2 separate regions of the Homo sapiens genome follow, and region 2 is linked to region 1. The links are chromatin loops, found by intact Hi-C in ENCODE. Cell type or tissue: heart left ventricle. All regions are shown on one strand. Each heading gives the region's core, and the rest is flanking DNA. Links, peaks and the distances in the headings are about the cores only.

Region 1 (5,377 bases), core at 353-5,352:
GGTTTCTCTTTGGAGTGAAGATATTCTAAAATTGACTGTAGTGTTTGCTGGCTGTACAACTCTGAGTATTCTAAAAACCACTGAATTTTACACTTTAAGTGGGTGAACTTTATGATGTGAATTATAACTCAATAAAACTGTTACAATCAATAATAATAATAACTACAAAGATGGAGCTAAGATGTGAACTAGCACTTATGCTGTATGTAAAGTGGGGAGTGGGGGAGCCATTGGGTTGCAAGTGGACAACTGCTAGAGCAGAGAGATATACTGGCATCTGAAATCCCACATGCACAAAAACTACAGCATACAAATGTCATAACTAAAACTTAGTATTTAATTTTTCAACTGTAAAACTATCTCATGCAGTCTCCTTATCTCAAGGTCAAATATAATTATTAGATGGCCAGATAACAGTTACCTAGCATGTTGATGTTTACAAAGCACTTTCACATTTCATTTGATACTACACATAAAAATATATTCAGTTGGACCTGAATTCTGAAACTGAGATCCTCAAAAATCATAAGATTGAATGCTACTTTTAAGAACTCAAAAAAAATCACAGTTTTGTTACAACGACTAGAGAATCTCTAAACAAATTTCCAGATTCCTAGCTCTACCTGAAATTTTGAACTGAAAGATAAAATGTTCTCATCTAAAAAATTTGTTTTAAATATCTCCAGTTAGGCCACCTACTGTTTTTGTTTTTGTTTTTTTTTCTGAGACAGGGTCTCTCTCTATTACTCAGCTGGGAGTGCAGTGGCATGATGTCTGCTCACTGCAGCTTCGACCTCCCAGGCTCAGGTAATCCTCCTACCTCAGCCCCCTGAGTAGCTGGGACTACAGGTGCATGCCACCATGCCCGACTAATTTTTTGTATGTTGGTAGAGATGCGGTTTTGTCATGTTGCCCAGGCTGGCCATGAACTCCTGAGATCGGGCGATCTGCCCACCTCAGCCTCCCAAAGTGCTGGGATTATAGGCATGAGCCACCAGGCCCAGCCTCCACCTTCTATTTTCATAGACATTATTCATGAAAATTTAAAGCTTAAATAATAGAACTGCTTATAGAATTACCTTGGGTACCAACAATCTCCATGTGAAGATGGGCAAGACCGCTCGCCGTGGACAGAGCAAGTTTTATCATTCCTTCCACAGTAACTGTGTATCTGTTTAAGTAATCAAAAAGGGATCCATGCTCATGATAATCTGACACCAACCAGAGCTGAGTCCAAGTACCATTGTCTGTAAAACAGAATTAACATTTCGGTTGGGCTGCAGACCATTTATGATTTATTTGTTCAATGGTTATTACTTTTTACTCTCAATCCTGAGTCACACACTGCAATATAATGCCACCTTAAGTCTGTATTTCCTTCACATTTTCTTCTACATTGTTTGTTTTATACTTTTATGTACACATCCTTTAGTTCCTCAGAGTAAGCCCCTCTTCTTGAGATAAGGCAAGTATAATTAATCCCATTTAAGAGACAAAGATGGTGACTTTTTTGAGTCTTCACAGATAATTGGTATCAGAGCTGGCACTCTTAAGTGCCTAGAAAAATCTCTGGGTCGGGTTGGGTGCTCAGTGGCTGTTCCTGGAAGGAGAGAAGGTTAAAAAAAAGGAAGGAACAGAGAGGGAAGCAAGGAGGTGAGAAGTCTCCGGAGACCAGTGTGGCCACAGTGGGAATGGAAGAGTATGGGACAAAACTGAAAGTGAGTTTCAACAAGAAATGACAAGCTTTAGTGACAGATTGTGTACACAGTTCACAAAGACGCAAGACAAGATGATTATGATTCCAAGGTTGCTAGCTTAGAAAAACAGAAATAGTGATACCTCTAACACATGGGGAAGCTGAAATAGGAACTGAAATGTCAGGAGCAAAACTGGAAAAGCTGGGACTAAACTCAAACAACGAGGAACGTGGGTTCCAAAATTTCCTCTGTAAGCCAAAACACGAGTTTAAAACATGTTTTCTCATAGGAATAATGGTAAAGACACTAGCTAGGCTCCTAAGCTAGACTGGTCCACGACAATCTAATTTAACCTAGAAGTAGCTGGAAAACCACATGCTTAATTAAGCCATGAAGAAAAAAAGCATTACAACATTAGGAGACAGCACAATCCAGTAAAAGATGGACGCTTAGAGTCATTCTAACCTGGTTGGAATCCACGGCCTGCCTGTTACTGACAAGGAGCCTGTTTCTCCTTTTATACAAGAATAAAGTCTTACTTTGTAAGACTGTTAAGATTTAAAAAACGGAATGCTAGATTCTTTAGGTAAGAAGTACATAAACTGTGCTCTTTCTTTCCCTGCTGGTTGTAAACCAAAAGAAAAAATCCATATTGACATGAAACAGCTTCTATTTTGAAGGTATTTGGTTGAAGAAGAAAACCAACTCTGATTAGAAGAGATTAAGAAAGGAATAGAAACTTTTCAGAAGATTCTGGAGGAGATTTCTGGGTACATTTAAAAGGACTTAGTATTAATTTGTTCTTCATGAACTTTATAAACTGATTCTGACCAAACTCGCACCCTTGCTTTTCCTTGATATAGGCACATCACTAGCTTATTTGCATGCCTCTTAACCATTACTGAATTTTGAAAAGCTCACAAATACAAGAAACAAAGTGGAAGACAGGCAGATGGAAGAAAGGGAAACCACAGGTTATGGACAAGATAGAAGGAAGGTTATATGTAAGGGGCCATAAATATAAAGGGCTGCCGGGGGTGGAATTAACTAAATCAGGAGAAGATAAAGGAACTGAGGTGGAGGGGCTAGGCTCAGAGAAAGTACATTAACCCCTGACAAAGAAGAAAGAAGGGGAGTAGGGAAGAGCCAGTAGGGTCAGCTAGTTCCCATGGTGACCACCAGATGACAGCATCAGCCTGGTTAGAAGTTCAGGGCACAGACTCACCAACATTTTGTGCTGCTGTGTTTGTAACTTGGAATGTGACAAAATCCAGACCCTGGGTGAGGTTTAAGCTTTCAAATGGAGATTTGAGAGTTGCCAACATGGTAGAGTTTGAAACCATGAATGTGGCTATGTTCTTAAGGAAGAAATTACCACTTATAAAATCAGTACCTTCATATGAACCAGTGAGAAGAGTAAGAGTTGAGAAAACAAAGACAACTATGAAGAAGTAAGAAGGAACAAGGAAAGTCTAGGGTCATCAAACACAGTAAATAAAGAAAAGGTTGTTTTAAGAGTTGGGGGAGGAAATAAATGGTGATAAAGGCAGAAACGAAAATGAGAACTAAGGATTTGGTCAGACTGATTACTATTTTTTGTTTTGTTTTGTTTTGTTGTTGTTTTTTTTTTGAGACAGAGTCTCCCTGTGTCGCCCAGGCTGGAGTGCAGTGGTGCGATCTCAGCTCTGACTGCAACCTCCACCTCCCAGGTTCAAGCAATTCTCTGCCTTAGCTTCCCAAGTAGCTGGGATTATAGGCACCTGCCATCATGCCTGGCTAATTTTTTTGTATTTTTAGTAGAGATGGGGTTTCATCATCTTGGCCAGCCAGGCTGGTCTTGAACTCTTGACCTCGTGATCCACCCACCTTGGCTTCCCAAAGTGCTGGGATTACAGGCGTGAGCCACTGTGCCCGGCCTGTTTTGTTTTTAACTTAAGAGGTATTACATTGTCAGGTGCCACTGATAATCGCTACCTACATTCATCATATACCTCACTGCCCCGTCTTAATCAAACACTATACACCTCCACATATGATGCAATAGGATGTATATAATATCCTTAGTATGTATTTTGAGAAAACCAATAAAACTCCAATTAGGTTTAGCTTCTAAATCTAACTACCAGTTTTCAGAAAAGATAGAAGAACAAGTTAAGAGACACTATGGAAATGCAATCAGCAAAATCCAGAATGTGATAGGCCCTTCAGGATAAACAATCCAATTTCTTCAACAAATAAGCTGCGAGAGGAGAAAAAAGATGAAGGGGGGACCTAAATTTTAAGACACATAAGAGAAATATCAACTAAATATAACTTGTGGACTTAGAATCATAATTTGAATAAATAATTTTTTTAATAGGAGACAATTATAGAATTGAACCTAACTGGATATTTGATAACATTTAAAAAACTGACAATGGTAGTGTGGTTGTTTCATAAAAACATTTCCTCATCATTTGAAGATACAAATTACATTTTATAAGTGTTTACAGATGAAAACATATTGTCTGGGACCAGCTTCAAATAACACAGTTAGGGCAGAGTAGGTGGGATCAGACATCAATTATGATTGGCAGTGACCTGACAACTGTTGAAGCTGGACGATGAGGGATCACTGTAACTACTCTGCTTTTCTACATATTGGAAATTTTCTACAAATAAAAGTCAATAACAAAAAAAAGCAGTACATGCTTGTAAATAAATTTGAAAACCCAGAGAAGCTAAAAGAAAAATAATAAAAATCACCCATAATTACCAACTGAGGTTAAACACTGTTAATATTTGAATAAATAAATATTGCTGAAGTAAATGGAAGGTGGGAGAAGGAAAAAGATGACTACAGGTCTGGCCAAGCTAAGAGATAATGACAGCATTTTTTTTTTTTTTTAAATAGGAAAGCTGGGAAATACATTTGATTCAGGGGTAGGGATGACAAGAGTGGAGCTGAAACACAAGTCTCTGACAGAGGCAGTAAAAATAGGAATCGTGGGGGCTGGGCACAGTGGCTCATGCCTGTAATCCCAGCACTTTGGGAGGGTGAGGTGGGTGGATCACGAGGTCAAGAGATGGAGGCCAACCTGGCCAACATGGTGAAACCCCATCTCTACTAAAAATACAAACATTAGCTGGGCATGGTGGTGCACGCCTGTAGTCCCAGCTACTCGAGAAGCTGAGGCAGGAGAACCACTTGAACCCAGGAGGCAGAAGCTGCAGTGAGCCGAGATTGCACCACTGTACTCCAGCCTGGCTACAGAGCGAGATTCCATCTCAAAAAAAAAAAAAGTAGGAATCATGGGCATAAAGGTATTAACGGAAGCTAAGAAAGTGGCAGCAGCACAGTCTAAGGTCACTGCTTGCAGTCCCCACTCATTCTGACTCCCTGCTGACAGGCTTCCTTCCTTCTTCAGCATCTGACCTGACACTGGGCCTCAGGCACCAGCATGATAGGCAGAAAAGTGTCCGTACAGTTACCAGGGTGGTTGAAGAAACAATTTATCTCTTTGAGTTTGCCAGAAGATTCATCTATTTAGCCCTTGGCAACTCAGAACACTGACAAGTTATTTTTACTCTCCCCATTAATAAGGTCAATAGTCCATATTGAAACATCCTACTGGTCAGGAAGAGATTAAAAGGAAACAGCTATCTGAGCCCTATTCTCAAAATTTTGAGCAAGTTTATAT
Region 2 (5,377 bases), core at 226-5,225, 170 kb after region 1:
TATAAGCTTAACAAAAACCAAAGTCTGCAAAAAAGATCCCTTCCTAACCCTCCCACCCTCCATCCCCCTAGACCTCAGCCATTCAAGACAGGACACATGGATAGGCGCTGGCCCGCAGGCCTTGTTTCCACAGAGTCCGCCAAGAGGGAGGCCAGCCATGAATGTAGAGCAAGCCCAAGTCAGCCCCAGCAGCCCAGCTCTGCTCTCAGCAACCCCCACCACATCCTTCCACATCCACTGTCCCATGGCATGGCGTGGTAGGGGACGACCCCTGACCTGGAGTGACCCATGCTCACTCGCGGCTGCGCCTGGGCCTGCTGGCTCATTTCCCTTTGGCCTCCAGCAGGAGGGCCACCTGTTTAGGCAGCCACCAGGGAGGGGAGGAGAAGCCAGGGAGCCAAGACAAACAGGCCCAGCAACTGGGTCCATGGGCTTGACCTTGGATGGCTCTGTGCTGGGCAAGAAGGGAGGAGGGTGGAGATCACAGCTGGTGGGAAGACATCCCACCATTTTGGAGGGGACTGGGGACTGGCGTGGAGCATGCTGATGGAACTCTGCAGCCTGAGGATTCTTGGAAGCGGCCCACACTTATCCCCAGATAATAATACTTCTCTCAGAGGACAGTTGTGTGACTTAAATAAAATAATATACCTAAAATGTTTAGCACACTGCTTAGCACACAGAGTGCTTAATAAATGGTAGCTGCCATTTCTTTCCCTATTATTATTACCCTGCTATTTCCCATGCAATTGTCATACTGGAAAACTCAAGGTATCCTGAATGGGTCCTACATTTTACACCCTTGAGCCTTTGTGTATGCTGTTCCCTCCACTTGAGGAACTGCTCCACACATCTCAGGGCCCAACTTCAATGTCATCACCTCCTCCATGAAGTCTTCTTGGATTCCCCCACCAGGTAGTCTGGGCATTCCCGCTCCTGCACTTGGCCCTGACTCTATGTAGCATATATGGCATTATATGACTAAGGTGTTGGACCCTACCATCTTGGAACCTCCTTAAGTGTAGGAACTGGCGTCCACTTCTCCCTGTCTCCCCCACACCCAGGCTCTGTCCCTGAGCAGGTCCTCAGGAAGTGTTTGCTGGCTGAACTAAATCCTAGGCATTCCTGAATTGAAGGTGCCAGGCTCACAGTCTGAGGCCCTGGTGAGAGTCACTGAGGTCGGGCTCCAGTCTGACATCCAACAGTGACCTCACTGCATGCCCATCCATCACCTGAAAGTCCACGTTCCCTCCCATCTCCACGATGCTGGATCCACTGGCCCAGAGAGCCCATCTGGGAGGCATGAATCCATGGGGCAATGAGAGACCCAGGGAGGGGAGGAAGGACTCAGGTTCAAGACTCTGTCTGTGACCTTGGGCCAGCTAGTCCCCCTCCCTGATCTCAGTTTTCCCATCAGAGAGTTAGACCAGATAGACTCTCAGAGCCACATCCACTGTGATTTATTCTATGTATTTTCACTGCCTTCAAACACTTCCTGGGGCTGCATCTGACCGGTCTTATTCTCTCACTTCATTAATGCTTAGAGATAGCTTCATTTCCAATGGGGGTTTTCAACTTACTTTTCCAATTCATGAATTTGATCATATTTCTAAAGCTCCCACATTGTGCCTTGTGTAGTGCTGGAGACATGGAGCTAAGCCTGGAACATGTGTGCTCAAGCAGCTCACTATCTAGGTGACCATTAGTAGTCATCTGCTCCTATTACAAGCTCCAAAGCCTTCAATGGCTCCCCAGTGCCTTCAGCATAAAAGCAAAATTCTACTCGAGACACCCTCTGCTTCATCTCCTCATTCTCCCCCCGTGTCTTTGCCTTCACTCATGCTATTCCTTCTAGTGACATCACTCTTCCCCATCTTCTTACATCTAAATCTTTCCAGTCAGGCTCAGCTGCACCCCAACACACGGGGGCCCCACTCTCACTCTGCAAAAAGGGCCAAAGTCATCCCCCCTCCTCTAAACATCCACAGAGCCAAGGGGATGCTGTGAAGGAACGGACACAGGGAGAGACAACCTGAGCCTCCCTCCCTCAAATCTAGTTCAGACTCCTAAGTGCAGTTTTGGGGTGGCCCCTCCTCAGGGCGCAGAGAGGAGAAATCAGACGGTTTCAGAGACAGAGGAGGCAGAGGAAAATCTGAGCAGTCAGGGCAGGGTGCGACTTTCCTCCCAAGGGTCCAAAGCCAGTTTCCATGGAAACCAGGCAGAATCCCAGCCATGAAGAAACAAACAGAGCAGGGTTCAGGTTTTCCTTCCACACAGATGACAGCGATTTGGCCAGAGATGAAGAACAGGAGCGAACTCTCACCTCTCCTCCTCCTCTCTGCCACAGGCTCAGGGACATCATCTGGCACCTCCCCTACCCCGCTGGGCCTCGGTTTCCCCTTCCGTGCGATGGGCTGGATCAGTCCTTCCATCTGTGGGGTCCTGAAGCAGTGCCCGGGACTAGCCTGAGCTTTGGAGCCTTGCCTCCCTAGAGAACTGTAGCTGGCTTTGCAAAGCTCCCTCTCACAGACGATCATCTGGGACCTGAGCCCAGCGCTAGCGCTAGTTAGCATTTAAAGCCAGAGGAGGCTAAGGAGCGTTCCTCGCTCCAGGTGAAGGAGCGCTGCGGATATGTCCGGACGGAGGCGCGAGGGAGGCTGAGGACGCCCCGGGACCGTGCGCGGCAGCGGCTCCTGGCGGTCTCTACGGGAACTGCGCTTCCACCAACTGCAAGGAAGGCTTTCCACCTGCGCTGTGAACCGGGATCCCAACAACAGACTCAAAGCGAAAGGTCTGTTAAGGGACCCAAGAGAGCAGGTCTGAGGCCATGCAGTGAGTTTGGCCAAGCCAGGCCTAGAACCCATAACGCCTCCTTTCCCTCCTCTGCTGTTTCTCTGCACCGAGTGCTGGGAAAGGCTGAAGGTGCCCCTCCTGGGTTTCTACCATTCCCACACACGCCTCTAAAGACCGACGGCACACTTCAGTCAGCTTAAACGGGGCCACGGTGACTCCTGCAAGCGGGTGGGTGTATTCCCACTGGGGGGCCGGGGCTGAGGGGGTCCAGATGACCCTATACTGCCTGTGGCCTGGGGCTGGACCAGTAGGATGAGGGTATGTAGGGTAAGGTGGGGGGACTGCCCTTGGGACCCCAGAAGGGCTCCTCTCACCTGAGTTTCTTGGCACTCAGTCCCTGGGGAGAAGAGGAGGTGCTCAGTCCCCCTCCTCTGCGCCTGCAGCATGGGGGGCAGACCGTCGGAGAAGCCACGTGTCCCTCCTCCTTGCCCTTTGTCAGCTTGTCCTGCCAGCAAGTTGGGAGGGTGGGGTTCTTGCATCTTCTGGGACGGTTCTTTCCCTTCCCTTTGGACACCCCTACAGAGAGGTGGCCCCCAAGGACCCTGGGTATGTCTAAATCACATCTGGCATGTGACTTCCCTTTCTCCCACCTCCCTGGAGGGACAGGAGTTCAGCAACCGCAGACTGTGTGGGACAGTGCAGCTCACCACCTGGGGAGGAGCTTCCTACAATGCTCACCCATCCAAAGCCACCTGGCTTCCACCTGCTCATCTCCACTCACGGCCACCTGACCATTGCTGCACAATTCGAAGTCTTCGGAAGTCCTTTCTCATGTTGAACTGAGGCAACCGCCCCTGCAACTCCCACCCACCTGGCTGGGCCTAGCTCTCTACCCCTCTGAGACCACACACAAGTCGGCCTCAACTTCTACATCCTGACCTCTCAGATGTTGCATGGGGTGGTGGAAAGGGCCTCAGCCTGCAAGGTGGACTCTGCCACCAACTTGGCATATGACTTTGAGCAGTCCCTTCCCTTCTCTGAGCCTCAGGTTCAATATCTGTCAAACTAGAGCCTTGGACTAAATATTTTCCAAAGGCCCTTGCCAGGTCTGACAGCCTCATCGTCTGCCTCCTCCTTGTCTCCCGCCAGTGTTTCAGTTTTTCTAACCGCCCCTAACTGCCGGTTCTTTCAGTCCACAGCCTTCAGGCCTGGAAGGAATGACTCCAACAGGGGCCGGGACAAACCCAGCCCTCCCCACAGACTTCCTTGTCTTTAGCCAGCAAGGCCTGGCCAGAGGCAAGGAGCACTGTGCTCAGGAAAATGTCACAGCTCTCTGCCTGTGTGGAAACTCAGCCCCACCCAGGCTGGAGTCTCTGGGGGCTCCCGTTTCCACCTGACTCCCTTTCTGAGGAAAATGAACACAACACAATCCACGGTGCCTGAGGGTTTATCTGCACCCAGCAAAGGTGCGAGAGGTTCTTAGAAAAACCTATCACCCGATGCATTTCTTAAAAAAGAACTGTTTCCTTGCCAGGGAAAAAATCCTGGATCAACTTAGAAAGTAGACCTGGCTCGGCCACAATCAAAGACCCTATTTTTCTGAATTACAGAAGAGCATTTTTCTACATGTAAACTTAGAACGCCTCCTTCTCTTTTCCGGTTTTCATATATAGCATAGGAATTTTCCTGTTCAATGAAGTTACTGTATAAGCTCTCCTCCCTCTCTCTCTCTCTCTCCCTCTCTCTCTTTCTCTCTTGCTCTCTTGTTCTCTCGTTCTTGCTTTCTCGAGCCTCTGACCTAAACTGGAGAAGACGATTTGAGGAAGCCTGGAGCTGGGGTCCTGGCTGAAGCTTGGTTTTCCTGGCCAGCAGCTGAAAAGCACTTAGCCCAGCAGGAAGTAATCCTCACCTGTCCAGTATCCTCTTCTGTTTCCAAAGCATCCTCTTACCCGTTCCTTCTGCCAGGAGGCAGGCAACGCAGGGATCATTCTCTCATTTTGCAGAGTAGGGAGTCAAGCCCCAGAGACAGGAAGTCACTCACTCAGAATCCTCGGTGCAGCAGCCAGCACTGAAGATGTGAAGCTGGGCTCTGCCTGTTACAGCCCATTGCCTTTCAAGCTTTCCTTGTGGCTCTCCCAGGCCCAGCTGCATACTTCTGTGTTCCCTCAGTCCCCCTCCATCCTTCCTCCCAGACACCCTCATCTGTCTGCAGTCCAGTGGCCAGTTCACCTTGCTCTCATATGCTTAGACATGGGCCCTGGGCATGGACCATGCCAACTCATCTCTCGGTCCTCAGCACCAGCACAGAGCCTGGCAAAGGGGACTCTGAATGAACAGAATGTCAAGAAACAACAGCATCAGCAGCTAAAATTTTCTGCAGGCTTGCTGCATGCCAAGTGCTGTTCAAAGGGCTTTCCACAAATCAGTCATCCTTACACTTGATTCTTTCTGAGATGGATGATATTATTATCCCCATTTGCAGGTTAGAAAACTGAGGCTTAAATTACTGTTCCAAATCCATGAGGTTAATAAGCAGTTGGAGTCAAGATTCAAATGGGACTAGGTAAGGTAGGCTGGTGTGAAG

Evidence for each region. Peaks named below come from ENCODE experiments on the same cell type or tissue, not always from the same donor. Only the 100,000 strongest peaks of a DNase experiment are listed, where the experiment ranks them.
Region 2: a loop joins it to region 1, with 17 times the contacts of the local background. A loop is called at or near these places in 35 of 110 quality-filtered maps.

Annotation. Positions count from the first base shown.
Region 1 is chr9:99,138,406-99,143,782 of GRCh38, reverse strand. It overlaps TGFBR1 (transforming growth factor beta receptor 1), which reads right to left. Exons shown (of 9, transcript NM_004612.4): 5 at 1,080-1,247. Among named protein-coding and RNA genes, the nearest start is that of TGFBR1, 36 kb to the right of the region's middle. In heart left ventricle, for the core only: CTCF peaks have their summits at 2,678 and 2,883 (motif pointing right); no DNase peak of the experiment used is centred there.
Region 2 is chr9:98,972,409-98,977,785 of GRCh38, reverse strand. The region is part of intron 2 of COL15A1 (collagen type XV alpha 1 chain); the gene reads right to left. Among named protein-coding and RNA genes, the nearest start is that of COL15A1-AS1, 30 kb to the right of the region's middle. In heart left ventricle, for the core only: CTCF peaks have their summits at 2,495 and 2,695; DNase peaks (open chromatin) are centred at 285, 2,665, 3,052 and 4,085; H3K4me3 peaks cover 963 bases; H3K27ac peaks cover 5,000 bases.